Regions from separate parts of the Homo sapiens genome. Here regions 1 and 2 are each linked to region 3. A link is a contact called in ENCODE Hi-C or POLR2A ChIA-PET data. All regions are on one chromosome and are shown on one strand. The core of a region is the stretch at or near the end of the contact, and the rest is flanking DNA. Distances in the headings are between cores, read along the strand shown.

Region 1 (4,195 bases), core at 115-2,614, 210 kb before region 3:
TGGCTTCTAGTAAGAGCTCCGACAGGGAGGGATGTCGATGCACAGCTAAGGGACAACATCGAAAGTGCAATAGTAGGCCAGGCGCCTTGGCTCATGCCTGTAATCCCAGCACTTTGGGAGGCGGAGGTGGGAGGATTGCTTAAACCCAGGAGTTTGAGACCAGCCCTGGCAACGCAGCAAGACCTTGTTTCCACAAAAAATTTAAAAATAAGTCATGCATGGTGACATGTGCGTGTAGTCCCAGCTACTTGGGAGGCTGAGGTGGGAAGATCGCTTGAGCCTGAGAGGCCAAGGCTACAGTGAGCCATGGTTGTGCCAGCCTGGGCGACAGACTCTGTCTCAAAAAAAAAAAAAAAAAAAGGAAGAAGAAGAAAATGTAAGCATGTAAGCATATGCCATATGTTCCATATCACTTCCGGCAGAATCTGGGGGTAGAACACCATAACCAATCACTGATATTTCTGCAAGGAAATATTTTTAAATTTCTAGCCAGAACTTTTATCAGGTTTATCTGTATGGTTGTGGCAAGAGAGTGGACGCTGAATTGGAGGGGGTTGAGAATTAAGGCAGGGAAGCTAATTCTGAGGCTAAGCTAATAGCTTATACAAGAGGAGATGTGAGCTTGATTTAGTTTTTTTCTGTAATGTGCAAGGGACATTTGTCTCCCTGCTATGAGGCTGACCCACATAAAATTGACATTTCCGTAAGTAGAAAACAAGTGAATACTGGCAATTTCTTATGGTTCAAATATCTGGAATATTAAAAACACAAACCGACAAAGAAAAAGTCCATTCTTCCTCCCTGAGTATATCATCCCTGTTTCCTTTCACAGGGAGGGTCCCAGTATTTGATGTGGATTTCTTCAAGGTGCTGCAGACTTGGTCTTATAAGGAAACTTGAGGTTGAACAGGGGCTTCACTGTATTTGTAAAATATTAACTCTAAAGCTTATACCAGGAAGAAAGGTGTTCATTATATTATGTCCTATATTTTTTATTTCTAAAATATTTGATTGAAAATGTATATAACCGAAATAATTTTTTTCTTTTTAAGAGTGTTCTCTCTGGAGAGGCAAAAAGGAGACACAGCAGAAACTTCTCTTGACTATTCCACTGGGGTGGGAGGTTCCTGAAACTTGGGTTTGCCATGTGGAGTTTAAATCCAAACCTCAGGAGACTCCAACCTTCCAAAGGCAGAGAGGGTTGGGCATGAAATATCTCCCCCCTGGCTCATGAATATGTCTAAAGGGCGCTGGCCAGCTGGGGCGGAAGTGAAATGAGTGGAGGATGTTGTTCATAGTTAATGGTTACTGGATATTGACGACTTGCAAGGAGAAACCACACTGCAGGAGGGACTAGCCCGGTCCTTACCAAGTACACAGCCAGCCCCAGCCACAAAGTGGAAGGCAATCCTTTTGTTACGAGTACCTCCAGATGATGGAGTGAAATAATGAAATAAATAAAAAGATTACTGCATGAGTCATCTCTGGAAAGTAGTAAACATTGTAAGCCTGACGAGTTTCATCTTTTGTAAGAGTTAACATGAATGAAGACGATTTATAATGGGTCTGCTCATTGTTGCAGGGGAGCATTCACAGACTTTGATGGGATGGTACGTTTAACCTCTGAGTCCTAATAATGTTCTATTTTCCAGACGAACTCAAGGCTTGTCATATTCTAGACCTGGAAAGCGTAAATGGTATTATCTTTGTATATACAAATAAAAATCAATTCATTTTCCAAATGTTTAATTCATTCAGGAAGACACACACACACACACACACACACACACACACACACACACACACGAGAATAGGTCCCAGCTAAATCAACAACATTAGCAAATCTCCTCTTGCTTATCAAATCAGGATATATCAGGTTCAATAAAGGTGCCTGGCTTATAAATCTACAAATAAATAGTTATTTTCCTTAAGAGCATTTTGATTTATTATCTCAAACTGTATTTCCTGTTCATTTATCATAGCTTTTTGTAACTCTCCCCTTAAATGGAAGGAAGTAGTACATCTGTAAAACAAAATATCTCAATAAACCATATTCTCTGAAGTATAAATGGACATTTTCTTCTTGTGAAAATGATCATAGAACAGAGATGCCAACTAGAAATCTTTTCTCTGTCATATTTTTAAAGAAATACCAACCAAAGGCTGCATTTTCCTACAAACTTGACATCCTGAAAGGAGATCTGTATAAAGCATTAGAATTAAGCAAACCATTTAGCAGCCTCCACTCCTGGACTCTTTCGAGACATTTGTGGAACACATCTTCTCAAATCTAATAATCTGCTTCACAATACTAGAGGGAAGAAAAATAGTTTTGGGTTTCTTATGCCCTAGGGATACAACCACATCTCAAAGCTGAGTTTCAGGCTCAAAACTCTTATTTCCTAGCAACTCTGATAATCTGACCTGGCTAGGAAGGCTAGGATGCTGGGGTTCTGTATCAAGCTGTTTACTTAACACATGTCACATCTAAAATAAGGATTGCTTTAGTTGAAAAAGCAATTCATTTATAAGTGTGCATTTATAAGGGCAAAAGTCAAGGCAACTGTGCAAACCACTTGTCAACTTATTTAGAGGAAATTGTGTAATCAACTTAACGTGCCAGTTAGCCTTTACCTGCCAGGTCAAGCTCAGAGTGCCTGTCAGTCACCACATTAGCCTATTAATCACTCTGCAGGAAATTCCACATTTTTCTTTAGATCAAACTACAGAAAGTAAAGTGGGAACGGAATCTAGAGAGGATTTCCTATTCGTTTCTTTGTTTCCTTTGACTTGCCTGATGTTTCATGATTTATTTATTTTTTTTACTTGCTTGCTACAGAATTTAAAATAGGTTCAAAATGATATATCTCAATATGCATTGCTAAAGGGACTTTTATTGCACAAAGGTAAATCTAGGTATTTGATGGCTGGGTGCCAACTGACTGCTGCAGATTCCAACCAGAGATAGAAAGCATTGACACTGTTGAACAAGTAACAGATCTTTCATTCCAGGAAAGAAAAAAAAGATATAAGCTATTAAATTGAAAAGCATTTCCCCCTTTTTTCTACGCTGGTAAAAAAGTTCAGATATGTTGATTTTTGAAGATATCCTAATTTTAAGTATAATTTTTAAAAACTCACCTTCAAATACCTTAAAAATTTTTTTATCTGAAAATATCTTCATTCATCTTCATTTGTAAACAGTTTTATTGAGGTATGATTCACATACCATGCAATTCACCCATTTAAAGGGTAAAATTTAAGAATTTTTAGTGTGTTCACTGAGTTGTACAATCATCATCAATATCAATTTTAGAAGACTTTCATCACTGCAAAAGAAACCCCAATATCCGTTAACAGTCACTCTTTTGTTTTTTAGTTTTTGAGACAGGCTGGAGTAAAGTAGTGTGATCCTGGCTCACTGCAAACCTCTGCCTCCTGGGCTCAAGTGATACTCCTGCCTCAGCCTCCTGAGTAGCTGGGATTACAGGCGCGTGCCACCATGCTCAGATAATTTTTCTATTTTTAGTAGGACGGGGTTCCACCATGTTGGCCAGGCTGGTCTTGAACTCCTGACCTCAAGTGATCTGACTGCCTCAGCTTCCCAAAGTGCTGGGACTACAGGCGTGAGCCACCGTGCCTGGCCCATTAATAGTCACTCTTAATTTCCCCTCTCCAGTGCTCTGTGACCACTAATAATCTACTTTTTGTCTCTATAGATTAGTTATTCCAGACATTCCATACAATGGATTCATAGACTATGTGGTCTCTTGTATCTGGCTTCTTTTACTGAGCATGTTTTCAGGTTTATCCATGTTGGATTAGTACTTCATTCCTGTTCATGGCTGAATAATAGACCACATTTTATTTATACACTCATCAGTTGCTGGACATTTGGGTTGCTTCTACTTTTTGACTATTATAAATAATGCTGTTATAAATATTCATGTATAAGTTTTTGTGTGGACATAGGTTTTCATGGGTCTTGGATACAGATACCTAGTAATGGAAATGCTGGATCATAGGGTAAACTCCATGTTTACCATTTTAAGTGATTGCCAAACTGTTTTCCAAAGTGGTGACCCCATTTTACATTCTCACCAGCAGCACATGAGCATTCCAATTTCTCCATATCCTTGTCAGCACTTGTTACTGTCTGTTTTATTTTAGCCATTCTAGTAGGTGGGAAGTAGTA
Region 2 (3,906 bases), core at 1-2,500, 160 kb after region 3:
CAAGAGCTGAGCCCTTGGCCTCTGGGGAGCCGCCTTTGGACATGGAAGAAAGATGAAGGGCTGGGAGACGAAGTGGGGCCTGTGGCATTCCATCCTCTGGCTCATCTCACGGCTGGAGGAGCACTTGTCATTTGCTTAGTTTCAGGAACTCAGCTCCCCAAGAGGCAACTTCCTCTAGAGGAGAGCAGAGGATGGCAGAGTGGGTGTCGAATCTCAGCCACACTAATACCTCTGAGCCCTTCACCGGGTGCTGTCTTCCTTCACCAAAGGGCTCAGGGCCAGGGGAAGATGAGGTTTTATTTCTTTTTTTTTTATTGACCTCCTCCAGTAAAAATGCTCAAGTTCAGGAAGGTTGAGTCATTCTAAAGGCCCATCAGAGTTGTATTCCTATCAATCCTCTGTGCACATGAGTGACACCCTCAGGATTTCAGGGGGTAACTGAAAGCTTTGGCAACCCACAACAATTCTGCATTATTGGGCAGGCTGTGGAAACTGACCAATCAAGTCTCAAATTCTAGCCACACCACCTTGGAGCTATGTAGCTTAGGCCATGCTGTTTAACAGCCTGGAGACGCACTATGCCTCTGTGAAATGGGAAGGATACCACCTGCTTTATAGGATGAGATACACCAATGAAGTAACATACATAATCTACCCAGAACAGTCCCCAGCACCTAATCGAATATCTGCTGATTCCCTTCCTCTCTGTCTGCCAAATGGGACTCTCTGCCCTCAGCAGCTGACGCACGATCCTTCTAACTACACTGAGACAGAAATTTCTTAATGGAAGATGAAGGAGACCCACATTCTGGCTTGGTGTGCTTTAGTACACTTACCAAAATCAGTGTTCCCTTCCAATTCCATCCCCTGCTAGCATTTGGATAGCTCATATATCTCCACCCCTTTTCCAACTGATTTTTTTCTTTGCCTCCCACACAAGTCAGCTGAGATTACTATTCAACTAAATGTAATTTCATGTTATTAAAGAGCCTTAGGTTGAGCATAACAAATCCCACTTTCTTTCCCCACACCAATCCCCTCCCTACTATCTCACAGATATATTCAATATAGTGCAGGTAGTATCATTGCAGCTTACCTTGGAAGAAGACTCTCCCTTCCTGGGTCCAGGAAGTGCTCCCCTCACAGCTGGCTGTATTGATTCAGCACCACATTCAGGCACTTCTACTCTTTCCACAGCTCCTAGGACTGACTGGGACACACCCGAAGCTACTGTGTACTGTCCTGAGAGTGGCCAACACACTCCCCTGGAACCTTTGAATCTGTCACAACAGAAGTTCAAAGGTAGAAGTTACCTGTTCAAACACTTGTAGTAACCTCTGACAGTAAGAAAAGCAGTGTTGGGCAAAAGATTAAAACAAGAGATTGTTATGCAATGGGCTTAAGCGGGAAAAAAAAAAAAGACGGCCCTTAGTTCAGAAAGCTAACGTTTACCAAGAGAAACCTTCGATAAAGCTCTACCTCAGGGGAAGGAGAAGGGGTAGACAGGGCTTTGCATCTGCTTTGGGGGCACAATCCTTGAGACTGTGATAGGAAGAGGAAGGTCTAGATTACTAGAAGAAAAAGGGCTCCTTGAGATCAGAGTGAGAGAAAAATGAGAAGCCACTTTAATTGGCTCAAGCTATAACTTTAGGATTCAGACTAAGCAGAGGTGTGCATTTGCAGACCAGCTATCTTCTAGAAGGGACCACTGCCCCCTTCAGAATTAGAACGTCTCCAAGACAACCAAATGAGCCAAATCAGTCTAGAGTCTAGGCTGAGAGACAAGCCTAGGACGGTTGTTTTTAGGATTCGGAATCACGAACACAGTCTGCAGCACACATAGTTTAGCAAGGCGCTAGAATAGGAAGCATTGCTTCCTGGCTAACACGGTGAAACCCCGTCTCTACTGAATACACAAAAAATTAGCCGGGCGTGGTGGTGGGCCCCTGTAGTCCCAGCTACTTGGGAGGCTGAGGCAGGAGAATGGTGTGAACCCGGGAGGTGGAGCTTGCAGTGAGCCAAGATCGCGCCACTGCACTCCAGCCTGGGCGACACAGCGAGACTCTGTCTCAAAAAAAAAAAAAAAAAAAGAAGCATTGCTACTGCGTCATGGCTCAGCCATCCTACTCTCTCCTTTTTTTTTTTTTTTTTTTTTTTTGAGACGGAGTCTCACCGCAACCTCCACTTCCTGAGTTCAAGCAATTCTCCTGCCTCAGCCTCTGGAGTGGCTGGGATTACAGGCATGCACCACAATGCCTGGCTAATTTTTTTTTTTTTTTTTGTATTTTTAGCAGAGACAGGGTTTCACCATGTTGGCCAGGCTGGTCTCGAACTCCTGACTTCAAGTGATCTGCCTGCCTCGGCCTCCCGAAGTGCTGGGATTATAGGCATGAGCCACCATGCCCAGCCTCTCTTTCCACTTTGAAGTTCTCTAGTCACCATTCTTGATTCCAAGATCATTAGGACTGCAAGGCATCATTACTAAACAAAAACAGTGGGTAGAAATGAAAGAAACCCTGGAGATGATGTGCAAACTTACTGTATAGGTGAGGCCAGTGAGGCCTTTTCAGGTGAAAGAAGGCTTCTGGAATCACACAACCAGTCGGTCAAGACAGCACCTGACTCAGAGTCATGAGAACCCCTGCAGTGCCTTGGCCCCTATGCTGCCCCATTGATCTGTGTATGTTTAGCTACCAGAATGAAGCCGCGGACCCTCGCAGTGAGTGTTACAGTTCTTAAAGGCGGTGTGTCTAGAGTTTGTTCCTTCTGATGTTCAGATGTGTTCAGAGTTTCTTCCTTCTGGTGGGTTTGTGGTCTTGCTGGCTCAGGAGTAAAGCTACAGACCTTTGCAGTGAGCATTACAGCTCATAAAAGCAGCGTAGACCCAAAGAGTGAGCAGTAGCAAGATTTATTGCAAAGAGCTAAAGAACAAACCTTCCACAGTGTGAAAAGAACCCCAGGTGGTTGCCACTCCGGGCTCGGACAGCCTGCTTTTATTCTTTTATCTGGCCCCACCCACATCCTACTGATTGGTCCATTTTACAGAGAGCCGATTGGTCTGTTTTACAGAGAGCTGATTGGTCCGTTTTGACAGGGTGCTGATTGGTGTGTTTACAATCCCTGAGCTAGACACAAAAGTTCGCCATGTCCCCACTAGATTAGCTAGATACAGAGTGTTGACACAAAAGTTTTCCATGTCCCCACTAGATTAGCTAGATCCAGAGTGTCGATTGGTGCATTCACAAACCCTGAGCTAGACCAGGGTGCTGAATGGTTTACAAACCTTGAGCTAGACACAGAGTGCCAATTGGTGTATTTACAATCCCTTAGCTAGACATAAAGGTTACCCAAGTCCCTACCAGAGTAGCTAGATACAGAGTGTCAATTGGTGCATTCACAAACCCTGAGCTAGACACGGGGGGCTGATTGGTGTGTTTACAAACCTTGAGCTAGATACAGAGTGCCCATTGGTGTATTTACAATCCCTTAGCTAGACATAAAGGTTCTCCAAGTCCCCACCAGAGTAGCTAGATACAGAGTGTCCATTGGTGCATTCACAAACCCTGAGCTAGACACAGGGTGCTGATTGGTGTGTTTCCAAACCTTGAGCCAAATACTGAGTGCCGATTGGTGTATTTATAATCCCTTAGCTAGACATAAAGGTTCTCCAAGTCCCCACCAGACTCAGGAGGCCAGCTGGCTTCACCCAGTCGATCCCGCACCGTGGCCACAGGTGGAGCTGGCTGCCAGTCCCACACCGTGTGCCCACACTCCTCAGCCTTTGTGTGTCTGGAATTGGTGGGTTCTTGGTCTCACTGACTTCAAGAATGAAGCTGCACACCCTGGCGGTGAGTGTTACAGTTCTTAAAGGCAGCGTGTCCGGAGTTTGTTCCTTCTGATGTTCGG
Region 3 (4,400 bases), core at 255-2,754:
TATAACAGATAAAACAAGCTGTTTAACTCTTTAGGAACTAAAATATATAACCATATATCTGGCTCATTGTGTGTACGTGTGGGTGTGTGTGTGTTTGACATTATTCTAAACTACAAATATCACTGTATAAGTGAGATGACGACCACAGTTTCTGCAATGACTAGAAACTGAAACCTATGTTGTAACAGACTAAACCACATTCTAGGTCTGAAATTTGCATCCTCAGCAATTCAGGTCTACGACTGATAATTTTTAAACATCCAAATATCTGTAACATCTGTTATAACACTTGACATATGCAGGTCAATAAATTAAACTATTGCTTTGGGAGAAATGTGCCTGAATTGTTCACTATAAGTCTCTGTAAGTATCATGTTTACTATAGCCCGGATATCTCAATGCTTAACGCTGTTTTTGTCCCGAATTCAAGGAAGGCAGTATGCATTCCAGCTTATTCTGTTATTTCATTTGTTATATGAAAAGTATTTTGAGTACCAAAGAATAAGATTTTAAAAACTGTTAAGAATCTTTATAAAAAGGGTACATAAGTTATCATGTAATGTCTCACAGTACATTCAGTGAAAATGAAACCTTTATTATCATCGTTTCAAAATAAGAAGCTTTCTTTATTTTTAATTAACACACTCAGCAACCATCCAGTTACATACAAGTAAATCATCTTTTCATTTCACATGAAAAGTTATAATTCTTCCCCAGAAGAAGCAAAATTTTAAGCTAAAATACCTGGCCTATCATATATCGGAATCTTTCTCTTTGCTATCCCAACATCATGGGAGAAAAAGGCAAACATTAATTCTCAGAAAGAGACGATCTGGGAATTGATCGGCCAGCGATCTTTTCTTTCTGGGGGCACTATTCTTTGGTTGACTATGATACTTAAAGGGCCAAAGTTTAAAACTACTCTTCAGCAATAGAGACCATTTGGGGCATGCCACCCTGCCATAATCAATGAGTGTTTAAAAATGCTACCCATTTGTTTTTTCAATAGGTTCCAAACAAAAAACGTTCTATCTTGTTTGTGCTGCATGGCTGCATTCAAGCTCTACATCGGATTTGTAGCCAAGCTAGGTAATGGGAGGGTTTTTCATCTTTATCTTTTTTCTTTTTTTTTTTTTTCTTTGCTTAGGCCGGGAGTTATTCATTCAAGTAAACAAAAGATGGCCTATTTCTGAAAATTAACAATGCGTAGACTGGACTGTAAGTCGTGATTTCGTATTTTCTCGAGTTACTAGCTCCATCATAGGCAACATGAGAGTGTGCAATGCCACCATGTTGAGTTATGATAATCAACATCTTTTCTGAAACAAAGATTTTTTTTCCCCCAATGCAGAATTTGATACAAGAGGTAATCTGTTCCTTTGTGGGCTGAAAAAATCTGGTTTACGCTGGTTTGAACCAGTGGAATCTCTTGTGGTTAAGCCTTCTGCTGTGACTAAAATCAAAACTGCACTGCAGAGCATGTGAGGGTTCATGCGCGCGCGCGCACGTGCGCACGTGTGTGTGTGTGTGTGTGTGTGTGTGTGTGTGTGTGTGTGAGGTGTGTCACGTGACCCCAGAACTACCGAATTTTTTTTAAAGCTGATAACGCGACTGCTGTCTCTGTTCGCATACAGATAACGAATAAATGCTGAACTCTATTAAACGCCCTTTACACATTATCGTGGGTCGAACACACAATTTTCTGAACTTATGATGACAGTCTATTTATTTTGCTATAAACCCTCAGCACGTAACGAACAGATTTGTGCCTGGTAATGATCTGCTCTGCCAGGGCTATATGAAATGATACCGACCTTCTTTAGATCTTGGGGAATTAAATTGACCGACTTCACCCCCTGGTCTGTAGCTGAAGTTTGACACACTTTATGCACAGCAAGCCCAAATCAGAACTTAAGAGAACCTTGTATTAAGAAATTAAGCAATCATTATCTGCTAAATATTGCTTTGCCACAAAACTTTCCCCACATTTGGAAATAGTCTACTCTTTATATTTTGAATCTTCTATTTAGGATTTATTAAAAGTCACTGATCAATATAATTCTGCATATAGAAACTGAGAGAGTATTAGGGTTCAAAATCAAAGCTTGGAACAGTTTATTTGCCCCATTATCACACTTCACTATGAAAGGCTTTATGATTTTATTCTATAAGTTGTGTTTTTCCTTTTATGAGAATGGTTCTCATGAAATGCAATCAAGTTATGAACTATTAATGTTTCCACTCTAAATACAACATCACTACATTCAAGAACTCAACTCTTTCAAAGAAATAAAATGTTGCCACATGGAATGGTAAATACGGTATTTTCAAAGAATAGAATGATAATGCTTAAGACAGTAATCCTTGGAAAGCTGATAGCCCAAAAGTACTCAAATGTACAAAGTAGGTAATTTTCTTGCCCCTTCTTTGTAAATCAGCATTAGCTATATTTGATTGAATGAAATGAATATGAATCAGAAATGAATGTATACAAAGCATTTAATTTGGAATTAAATGCAAAGGGTATTGTATGAGGGACATTAAAAATGCTTTTGAAAAATTCTTAATTTCTGAATTTTTAACATTTCTAATCATGGCAGAAATGTTTATGTACCTAAGAGTAAATTAACATACTTTATAGTTAATTGGCAGACTATAATTATATGTATTACAGTCAGGTTTCAGATGCCTAAAAAAACTGCATCATAAATTATCAGAATGAGAAATAATAGCTATTGTATTCATATTATCGAATCTTCACAAAGAAGCAACTATAAGGAGGATGTGTATGTTACATTGAAAATACCTAGCCAGTATTTTACCTATATAATCATTGCTATTAATTCCTTATTTTCCTATTTTGATCTATATTTTTAAACTGACAGGTATATCCCAATTGCAATTAAATGAATATTGCTATTTTTATCTCATTTTGTTTATCTCCAAGTTTTATCCATTTATATAGTTAGTATTCCATGGATAAGAAGTTCTGAAAATCAATTTATTAGCAAATAACTTAGAAGTAAACTTATTTGTAGGCAGAAGACCTTTTCTTATATAAATTATAAGCAGCCCTACCTAGAAAAAAACTCTTCCTAGCTACTGAGCTACAAAGATTAGTATAGAGCCAAATTAAAATATTTTCTTTCTTTACAGAAAGAGCTTCCGTTTTGACTCCATATTCTGAATGAATGCTGATGCGGAATAAAAAAGTTATTCTCAAGTGACCATACCTAGTTAAGGATGTGTTTTAGTTTGAGGGATTTTAATTCCTATATTATGACAAAGAGCCTTAAAACAAAATGCAATGACTTCATATGAAATGGAAACTTTGCTACATTTGGTAACGAAATATCCAAAACGTTCAGTGTGGTCTCTTTGAACTTTTACACCTCAATCAAATTTTAGATGGAAAACTTCACACAAGTAATAATCTAACAGTACATATTCTCATGACTATAATTTATCATACTCTATTTATTGAAGTGACAGTTCCTTACATGTAAACTTCAGGTTCTCCAAGCACTTTCAGAATTTGTAAGTTTGATTTATACAAGTCCAGGGGAAATCTCTGCATAATCACTTTAAGGTGACAGGAATATAATTTGAAAAATTCAGAAAATATGAACTCAATCTATTTTTGTGGAACAGTTTTCTTTAGGCATAAAAATCATACTTATATGTACGCAAGGCAAATGTTTTAGGCATATAAAATGTCCATTAAGAGAAGTGAACACGTTTGAAAAAAAAGGGATCCCTATCATAGAACTACAACATCCATTACGATAAAGGAGTCTGAGTTAGACAGGCACACCCCCTTCCTTTCTATTTCCTCTGCATTAGGCAGTAGTTTCAAATGAGGGAAAGATCTATAGCTGTTTAAAGAACTGACATGGGAACTACGCATTCACTTTTTTGCAAAAAAGATAGTGTTTTTTGCAGTAGATAGGAAATAAAATTATGATTCACTCATTTTCAAGAGGTATGAGCAATCTAAATCTCACTTTAAAAACAGAAGAAAATATTTTTTCTCTCATCCTCACATTATTTAATCTATTATGAGTAAAGCCCCTTTATCACATCACCCTTTTATGTTTGATGTGCTATTTTTTTTTTCCTTTAGCTATTCTCACATTTCAATCAGGGAAGCTGAAATCCCAAGTCAAATCTGAACGTGTTCACATGTCTGAACTCAAGCTGATAACATCCAAATAGTGGAGGAGGTGACATCTTTCCAAAAACAAACATAATCAGCTCAGTCATTCTTCTCTCTTTTTTGGGGGTGGGTGAGTAGAGTCCTTAATCACACAAACAACATCCCTGTTACAGATTATAGTATAATAGATAGCAAATACTATTAGCATATATGGACCTATAATATCATCTATTTGAGATGGTAA

What was found. Hi-C counts contacts between places; a loop is a spot of excess contacts on that map. ChIA-PET counts read pairs that join two places held with the same protein, here RNA polymerase II (POLR2A). Pooled maps may share reads with other maps.
Region 1: a map with no recorded cell type shows a loop between it and region 3 (6-fold over the local background). The contact joins two enhancer-like sites. A Hi-C loop is called at or near these places in 2 of 37 single-sample maps with no recorded cell type and 5 of 50 pooled maps. POLR2A ChIA-PET finds 5 or more read pairs at or near these places in 1 of 52 experiments (H1).
Region 2: a loop to region 3 is called in a pooled map, with 5 times the contacts of the local background. The contact joins the promoter of ACSL5 here to the enhancer-like site in region 3. A Hi-C loop is called at or near these places in 1 of 168 maps with a recorded cell type or tissue (naive thymus-derived CD4-positive, alpha-beta T cell), 4 of 37 single-sample maps with no recorded cell type and 14 of 50 pooled maps.

What each region holds. Positions count from the first base shown.
Region 1 is chr10:112,740,625-112,744,819 of GRCh38, reverse strand. The region is part of intron 7 of VTI1A (vesicle transport through interaction with t-SNAREs 1A); the gene reads right to left. Among named protein-coding and RNA genes, the nearest start is that of MIR4295, 110 kb to the right of the region's middle. Within about 2 kb of position 1,364, at least 10 of the 41 ENCODE cell types and tissues checked have a DNase peak (open chromatin) inside an H3K27ac peak, as active enhancers do.
Region 2 is chr10:112,371,460-112,375,365 of GRCh38, reverse strand. ACSL5 (acyl-CoA synthetase long chain family member 5) reads right to left here and starts at 1,250. Exons shown (of 21, transcript NM_203379.2): 1 at 1,097-1,250.
Region 3 is chr10:112,528,220-112,532,619 of GRCh38, reverse strand. The region is part of intron 4 of VTI1A (vesicle transport through interaction with t-SNAREs 1A); the gene reads right to left. Among named protein-coding and RNA genes, the nearest start is that of VTI1A, 83 kb to the right of the region's middle. RefSeq lists an enhancer at 1,315-1,364. Within about 2 kb of position 1,504, at least 2 of the 41 ENCODE cell types and tissues checked have a DNase peak (open chromatin) inside an H3K27ac peak, as active enhancers do.